Linked DNA regions of Mus musculus: region 2 is linked to region 1. A link is a contact called in ENCODE Hi-C or POLR2A ChIA-PET data. All regions are on one chromosome and are shown on one strand. The core of a region is the stretch at or near the end of the contact, and the rest is flanking DNA. Distances in the headings are between cores, read along the strand shown. Region 1 has its middle 15 kb from the start of Gm41307. Region 2 holds the start of G930009F23Rik (a long non-coding RNA gene).

Region 1 (4,480 bases), core at 1,134-3,633:
AGAGGTTTAGTCTATTACCATCATGGTGAGAACCATGGAAGCATGCAGGCAGACATGGTGCTGGAGAAGGAGCTGAGAGTTCTATGTTTTGATCCACAGGCAGCAAGGAGACTGTGTGGCTGGGCATAACCTAAGCATATATAACCTTAAAGCTCATCCCCACAGTGACATACTTCCTCCAAGGCCACACCTACTCCAGCAAGGCCACACCTCCTAATAGTGTCACTCCCTATGACCAAGCATTCAAACTCATGAGTCTATGAGGGCTGTACGTATTCAAACCACCACACTGTGGTTCCCATTAACCCAGCAGCATGCTAGCCAGTGGGATGCAGGGGGCAATGGATCTGCTTGGTTTGATCTTTCTAGACATTCATTGAACAGGTGAGCAGATGAGTGACTGGATGGACCAGGTTGCAAAGGATGGTCTTTTCAGAAGAGCGGTTGCTAACTCATCACCGCCCTTGTTCTCTTTACCTCGGAGGCTGAATCTATGAGAACTACAAATCCCAGAATCTCTTGCCAAATCTCACCAACAAGAGTCCTGAGAGATGGGCAAGAACAAAGAGAAGAGCAAACTTGAGATTTAGCAGTGGTTTTGGAGTTTGCTGGGAATCCCTGGGTGTGATCAACAGAGAGCTGTGATCTCCATTCAGGCCAAGTCTGCAGCCTCCTGACTCTGAACACCATGGCTGTTCTGAGTGCTGGATATGAGCCTTCCCTTTCCTTCTCTAGCTCCTCGGCAGTTTTGAGATGGTTTTCTTCCCTGGATGAAGAGTTGTGCTGTCAGACACAACTAGCAAGTTATCAGTCATCCTGACGCACCACAACGAAACACACCCAAAACTCCGCTGTCAGGCCTTTACTGATTTCTAACGCCCATCACAAACCCCAGCCAACTGAAGGTGAGTAGGACTGCCCCGAAACATGCAAGGCAGGCATGACTCCTCCGGGACTGAACATATTGCTACCTTTGGGGTTCTCCTTTGAGCTGGAAGGATCTAATAAGAACTGGCTGCATGAACAGGCTGAGGCACCATTGTAAAAGACTCTAGAGTGAAGATTGGCTTGAGGTTGCATCTGTACTTCTCCGATCTTCAGGCATTGGACCAAAATAAAACAAAACAACAAAAACAAAAACCCCGGGAGCACGGCGCAGAACTAACCCTAGCACATGGGAGGCAGAGGCAGGCCAGTCTCTGACTTTAGCTCGGTCTACAGAGCCACCTCCAGTTCAGCCAGGACTACACAGAGAAGCCCTGTCACAAGAAGGAGAAGAGAGAGGGGGAGTCAGAGAGAGACGAAGAGGAGGAAGGAGAAGGAGGAAGACAGTCTCAGGGTTCTTGGCACCCACATGTAGCCTCACAATTGTCTGTAACTCCAGTTCCAGGGGATCTAAGGCTCTCTTCTGGCACTGTATGCACATGGTGCACAGACATGCATGCAGACAGTGTACATAAAATATCCCCCTCCAAAAACCAAACCAAACCAACCAACCAAACAAACAAACAAAATGGGGTGGGGGGCATCACTTCCATAGAATTTACAGCATGCCAGACACTTCTTTGAATGTTATTGGTGCATTGAATCACTGGATAATGACTCACCATGTATTGCCATTGTTTGCATTTGCAAGTGAGAACACAGAGGTGCAAAGCAGTAGAGGAAAATGTGAGCCCAGCCACCCTGGGTCTCAGAGCATGCTCAGAACTCAGACTCACAGCTGCTTCACTATGGACTCCATTAGCCAAGAGCCGTCAAACATAGAAGACAATATTCTTCTTCTTCACATTTCTGTCTGCTTCCTGCCGCTGCTGTGACAAATTGCCACAAACTCCTGACTTTAAACAGTGTAAGTTTACTCTCTGGCAGTTCTGCAGGCGAGAATCCCAATAATCCCAGTGTCACCTGGAGCTGCATTCCTTCCAGAAACCCAGGTGACACGGTCTGTCCTCTCCTCTACAAGCAGCCCGCATTCCTTGACTCGCCATCCTCTCCTTTGTCAAAGCCAGCGATGTCTGAGTTTCGCTTCTCTCACAACTCCTTCTTCCTATATAAAAGCTTTCTGGCTATGTTGGCTGCACCAGGCAGTCTAAGAAAAGTCATGGCCAGATCCTGAATTACAACTGCAATGCCCCTTTTACCATGTTCCAGAGATCTGGACACCAGGATCTTTGTGGCTTGGTCCTCAGCCCCCCATGATTCTCTAGGGAGATCTCATCACCGGAAAGAACGGGAAAGAACTCCATCTGGCAGTGTGGACATGAGGAAGCTGGGGTCATTTTTCAAAGGCCTAGGCCACCCGCTCTTAAATCTTCTCCTAACTCCTCGAGCTCAGACTGTCTTGGATCTTGGTGAGCCGACAGGCGTGAGATCCTTGAGGGCCCCCACAGCTCCTTCCCAAAGCAACATTGTTCTCCTCCCCAGCTGCGCAAGGCTGGCTTGCCAGTCTCTTTCCAGGGTGGGGTTGGTTTTCCTACAAGAAAACAGATGGGACAGCTGGCCCCTTCCCCCAACAAGAGAACTAAAGGCCTGTGAGACGGCTCAGAGCATCAAGGTTCTTGTCACCAAGTTTGATAGCCTGAGTTCAATCCCCAGAACCCACATAGTGGAAAGACAGAATGGATTACCATAGCTGCTGATCTTCACACGTGCCCAGCATATGCATATACACAAATAGATAGATAGATAAAATGTAAGTTTAATTAATTAATGAAATACTAAGAAATAGACAAAAGCACTAAAACCCTGTAAAAAGGGCCCCTCAGGGTCCTCTTTCATTTCGTCGGGCCATAGAAAGTGAGGTGTGACCCAGTGAGAGGCCCGCTTCAGAGTGCCCCCTGATGTAGGGTGCTGCAGGGGTCTTGAATGTCCCTGTGTTGAAGACTTGGTCCCAGAATATTTTTCTATAAAGACAGAAGTTGGCTGAGACTCCCTCCCATGGCGTACATGGACATTAGGAGACAGCTTAGAACTGGGGAAGTTAGGAACTGTTGTGTGGGGATCTCAGAAGCCACAGACTCCTGGTCACGCTACTCTGGAGAAGCTCAATGTTTGCCAACACCATGCCCTGGCTCCTCCTTGCCTGACTGTATGGACCAGCATTTTTGACCCAAGCTCCTGAAACTGTGAAGTCAGGCTAGAGAGACCATGGGAGCTGCTGGGCGGTGTGGCTTGAGCTCACTGCCCCACGACTCGCTGCCCACTGGGAATGGTCATGAACAACTATGGCTTTCTTGTTTGCTGGCTTGTTTCTGGTTTGTGCAGTACCAGGGACAGACCTCCCACATGCCAGCTAACGCCTGCTGAACTTCTGGTTTGTACATAGGAATACATAGTGCCTCTCTTTTGGCAGAGCCCTCTCCCCAGTCCACACCATAGTCAGACAGTAAAGCTCTGCCTGATACTTCTCTCTTCATGTCATGCTGCTGGCTGAGGTGACCCTTCTCGGAAAGGCATCTCAGAGTCTCCAGCATGCCAGGAAGTTTCTCCCTCACAGCCTGGAGGAGCACAAACTGTCAAACAGGAATTCAGGTCTGTGGTTCGCCCAGAAGCTGCCAGCCAGAGGAGTGTTTGTTTACATAGCAACCCTCTCTCCTCTTGACAACAGCAGCCTGGAGCCAAGCTCCAGGGTGACAGGTATGGGCAGTGATTTGCTGCAGTAGGTTTTGTCCCATCCCCCAGGACTGCCATTTGTTCCTCAGGAGCCTGAGCTGATCTGGTCTACAGACCATGCCTCACCCAACTGGGCCTCCTTCAGAGCCGACCTCCCATCCCCTCTGAGGACCTTTCTTGAGCCAAGCAAGAGCCCCAGGGTAGCAGTCCTGTTGTTGGGAGCCACAGTGAGCAAGGAAGGAGTGTTAAGGGAAATAGGAATAAGGGGATGCTGGGCATGGCCTGAGAGAGGCAGAGCTGGAGCCCATTGCTGTCACAGCAGGAAGCAGAGGTGGCTCCAGGCTCCTGCTGACATGCGTCCTTTCCCCCAAAGGTCGCAGCTAAGAAGACATTTACCCAGCTTACCTTCCTGAGGCAAAGCTCACCCTCCAGTATGTGAACAGAGAAGAGACCTAAAGATGATAGAGACCAATCTTGACATCTCACAGATGAGAGAAAACTGAGGCCCACGATGCCTAGTGACTTGCTTACAATTAGGCAGCGGTGGGAAACACACACACACACACACACACACACACACACACACACACACACACACACAAGGCAAATGGCCTGTGACTTTCATACCCTAGTCAAAATTCCCTCTGACCAGAGTACACATCTGCATACCAACATGGACTCCAGGATGTCTAGAGCTAGCTCAGTGGTTATCACAGCCACCAGCTTAGCAATGGCTAAGCATGGTCAACTGCCCTCCACGGGAGTTCTTCTTGAGCTCCATCACCAGTCACAGACCACTCTGGGCTAGGGACACTCTGAATTGCCCAAGTTATTTCAGCTGGGCAGAGGGAGAGCAAGGATTTGC
Region 2 (4,480 bases), core at 938-3,437, 36 kb after region 1:
CCTAGGGTCTGCCCAACAGCTGCTTCATCTCACTCCTTTGCCTACCCCGTCTCAGATGGATTCAAGAACAGACCTAAGGTGACCTGTTGGAGCAAACAGAAATACAGTGTAGCTGACTAAATTTGAGCATCAGAGAAATAATTTTTTTTAGTATCAGTACACACCTCATGAAATATTTGAGACATATGTTTAAAAGGGGGTTGGTGCTTATCAAGAATTCAAATTTAATAGGATGGCTGGAAATTCAGGCAGGACCTCATTTTATTTTCAAATTCTATAAATGCCCCTCTTCTCTGCTTATTTGTGGGGAGACACTTAGGAATAAGCCTACAATACACATTAATATTCTTCTGTTATTATGAAATTAATCCAGTTTTAAAGCTCTGGAACATTATTGATTTTTGGAAACATTTCTGCAACTTTTTATTAACTTCATATTTCATAGTTTATAATAAAGACTTCCAGCGGATAATTTCTTTTTCCTTCTCTTTCTTATTTCTGTATGTTGTTGTGGACTGTACTGCTGGCGGATAGAAAGGCATTCTAGTCTTACCTGACTGTGAATCAGGCTGAAGGGAATGATGCTAGCTATGTTGCCAGGCAAGGTCTGAGCTTCTGGGCTCATGAAGCCCTCATGCCCTATAACCCAAACAGAACTGGGAATGCTTGCCACCACACCTGGCCCTTTATTGCTGTTTCCTGCCCTCCTCAGTAGGGGATACACACACAGGAGGAAGGAAAGACAGACATGTGCTACTACAAACCCCAACCTCAAGATGCTAACATGCACCCTGCTTCCTTTGGAAAGTCAAGCACTAGGGTGAGTCCAGCACTCCCTGGAATGACAGATGTCCCTGGTATAAACAGAGTCATGACAGCTTGCTCTGTTCTTTGCATAGTAAGGCTCGAAACTCAACTCTACAGACCAGGGTCCCAGGTCTCTGTCTCTGGACATGTCAAGAGCCTGAACCACATTCTCAATGCAGCTCAGCTAGAAAGCCTACTCTCTCAGCCACATGGCCTCTCCTAGGTCTTCAGGGAAGAGGCTTGGGGACAGCCTGGCCCTGTGTGTAGTGGCTCCCTGGCAAGGGACCATCGAGAGACCCTCCCTGCCCTTGCAGGGAGACATCTGTGAATACCCAGCAGGGTCAGAAGTTCAGGAGCCACCCCTTTGATGTAGCCTCTCCTCAGCCACCTACGCAGACAGAGACTCCAGACTGGACTCCCACCCCCACCCCTCTGGTGCCTTCTCTCCTCCTCCTTTCAGGGCTCTCAAGCACTTGGACAGAGTGCCTTGGTTTAGGGGTGCACAGTGGACATTCCAGTCAGGGGCAGCAGGGCAGCAGCTTACAGCTCTCACTCCTGTCAATGAATAGTGGCCAGGAGGGTTCTGGCTCCACCTCTCATTTCCTCTGTCCATGAACTGTTGATTCATATGTGTCTCTCCCACCTGTTAGGTTAAGTTCCTGGTCCTCCTGGTCCTCAGTCTTCTCATCTGTGGAAGGGGCAAGAGAAGGATTAAAAAAGGCAATACAGGAGATTAGAAACTGGGTCAGTGACATAGCTCAGAGAGTACAGGTGATTGCTGCCAAGACCAGCTGCCTGCGTTTGAGCCTTGAAATGGATGATGGAGGAAGAGAAGCAACCCCACACACGTACCACACAAGAATAGCCAATAAGTAATAAAGGCAGAACATTGTCTGGCTTATAGAACATGCTTATTGAATGTGAGGTGCTGCATGGACAGCACAAGGAAGAGACAAGACGAAGCTGCTGTCTCACCCCACTCCGGCTCAGGGACTCTTTGGGAAGAAACCTGCAAGTCCTTGTGCAGTGGATTTCTGATGCCTTGTTTGGATGAGTCGTTGGAATGCTCTTCCTGCTCTGGGGGAAAGCCCACAGTACTTTCCATGCCTCCTCAAGGTAGGAAGGAGTCAGACACAAAATTCCTAGCTAGTGAGACAGCGAGGAGCGGGCATGTGACCTGGTTTCACCAATCAGAGGTGTTCACAGAAGACCTTGTCAGAAACTGAAGTGTCCTGGGGGCGACACTCTGCTCCACACCAGCCTAAGCTTCCCTAGAGAAGGTACTATGTTCACCCCTAAAATGGCATACTGGGATCTAACCCTCAGCACCCCAGAAGGCACCCTTCAGGGAAACAGTCCTGTGAATGATCAGATTAGGATGAGGCCCTAGCAGGTGCTTTGATGCAATGGCCTCCTCCTCCTCCCCCCTCCTCCTTTTTGTGTTTTTGAGACAGGGTTTTTCTGTGTAGCCCTGGCTGTCCTGGAACTCACACTGTAGACCAGGCTGGTCTCAAACTCAGAAACCTGCTAGCCTCTGCCTTCGAAGTGCTGGGATTAGAGGCATGCACCACCACTGACCTTGTCCTTCTAAAAAAGAAAAATTCAGCAGGTACGGTGGTGCACACCTTTTATCCCAGCACTCAGTGGGCAGAGGTAGTCAGATCTCCAAGTTTGAGTCCAGTCTGGTCTACAGAGTGAGTGAGTTCCAGGAGAGCCAAGGCTACACAGAGAAACCTTATCTCATAAAACAAAACAAAAACATGAGGGAGAGAGAGAGAGAGAGAGAGAGAGAGAGAGAGAGAGAGAGAGAGAGAGAGTGGGAGAAAGGGAGAAAGGGAGAAAGAGACAAAGAAAGAGAGAGAAAGGGAAAAGAAAAGAAACATTGTGGCAATAGACACATTGTGAAGTAGAGCCAAGGTCAGGTGATGCTTCCACAAGCCCAGAAGCTCCAAACCCTAAAGCATCCAGAACTGAGAAAGGTACTGAACAGATCTTCCCAAACAGCCCTCAGCAGCAAACGACCCTGCAAGCTACTGCCCACAGGACTGCTGGCTGGCCCAGACTGAGGACTTGTGAGAGGCGCCATAGCTGACCCGTACAGGGAGAAACTTCATCCTGTCTACTGTAAGCCCCAGGGGTTGGCTGTTGAAGGTTTTGTCTATTGGCCCATAGCTGGTGCCCAAGAAAGCTTTATACTGGGGCTGGAGAGATGGCTCTGCAGTTAGAAACAATGGTTGCTCTTCCAGAGGCCTCAGGTTCAATTCCCAGCACCCACTCGGCAGTTTACAACCATCTGTAACTCCAGTTCCAGTGGATCTGACGCCTTCTTCTGACTTCTGCAGGCACCGGGCACACACATAATGTGGTCATATATGCAGACAAAACACCCATACACATAAAAATAAATAAGATTTTAAAAAGAAAGGTCTGTTCAATAACTAGATGTCTTTGCAGTTCATACAGCCAGATGTGCTGGAGAGACTGAGGCTCCATGCTCAAAGAACCTGTCTCAGTTGAGGTCCAGGGAGGGACTATGTTAGCTACTCCTGAGGTACATTATCAGGGCCTCAGAAACTGTGTAACAAGACTCAAGGATCAGAGCTGTGTGGCAGGTGGCTCTGGTGCTTGGCTGCCTGTTCTTGTGGCTTTGAGACCGAACTATGAACTGAGGAGTCACAAGATACCTTGTTCCAACTCTTTCTCCTGAAAGCACAAACCACACAAGGTCCACAGAAGGTTTTGTAACCTCCTGACTGGTCTGTTCCCTTGGTCACCAGAGGAGCATTACTGAGAGCGCAGACTCTTACTCTGTGTTCACAGCCTACTTCTCTGGGTCCTAGTTTAATTTCTCTATGACAATGGTATAAAGCAGGAGAGAAGGCTGATTTAGGGGTAGTTTGATTAGAGATCTTCTCTCATTTGGACTCTGAGTATGCATGGGTGCCCATATGAGTGAAAGACAGAGACAGACAGACAGACAAAGGGAGACGAGACGGGAGTAGACAATTGAAAGTGTAGTCCAGAGGCACCAGAACTACCCACATCTGCAAGAGAAACCGGCTGTCTGGCCTCTCCCCATTTTTCTGTGCCGATCAGGTCTCAGCAAGGACAGACAAACACCATCCAGATGGGTCACTGGGAGCCCACAAGCCCCACCCACCAGGAGTCAAAGCATGAGCCACACCCAGTCCTGACTGGGAATGGCATGTTTTATGTTAAGAAACATGAGCCTCCAGGATGCCACATGGGTCTGGGAGTGACCTCTCTCTCAGAGAGCCCTTTGTGCCTGGGACAGGGGTGGCCTGTTTATTTTGGCAGGTGTCCAGGCATTGCTTACCTTAAGCTCCCACACCCCGGGGCTCCCCACCTTTCCTCTCTTCTTGTATCTCCCTTCCTCCCAGGGCACAGCCAGGCTACCAGGGCAGGAGCTCAGGAGGCCTGGCTCTGATTTCCGTGACTCAGAGAGCCCAAGGCTGGAGGCTGAGGTGACTCAAGGACAGCTGTCATAAAGAGAACAGGGTTCAGGGGGCAGCCACAGGCGAGGGGGCATGGAGCAGAGGTAAGGACATAGGTGAGCCAGGTCAGGGCTGGGAGGGAGCTGCTTTGTGACAGGCGACACCTTCTGGTTCGCTCTGCCTGGGAAGAGGGTGGGATACAGCAGGATCTGTCTTGT

What was found. A loop is a pair of places that touch in the nucleus more often than their neighbours do. ChIA-PET counts read pairs that join two places held with the same protein, here RNA polymerase II (POLR2A).
Region 2: a map of regulatory T cell shows a loop between it and region 1 (1.9-fold over the local background). The contact joins the promoter of G930009F23Rik here to the enhancer-like site in region 1. A Hi-C loop is called at or near these places in 1 of 37 maps with a recorded cell type or tissue (regulatory T cell). POLR2A ChIA-PET finds 5 or more read pairs at or near these places in 3 of 5 experiments (Patski and embryonic stem cell).

The regions. Positions count from the first base shown.
Region 1 is chr15:38,417,393-38,421,872 of GRCm38, forward strand. No RefSeq gene overlaps it. Among named protein-coding and RNA genes, the nearest start is that of Gm41307, 15 kb to the left of the region's middle. Within about 2 kb of position 2,384, at least 1 of the 3 ENCODE cell types and tissues checked has a DNase peak (open chromatin) inside an H3K27ac peak, as active enhancers do.
Region 2 is chr15:38,453,321-38,457,800 of GRCm38, forward strand. It overlaps G930009F23Rik (a long non-coding RNA gene), which reads right to left and starts at 2,188. Exons shown (of 6, transcript XR_875184.1): 1 at 1,783-2,188; 2 at 1,451-1,495; 3 at 1-83.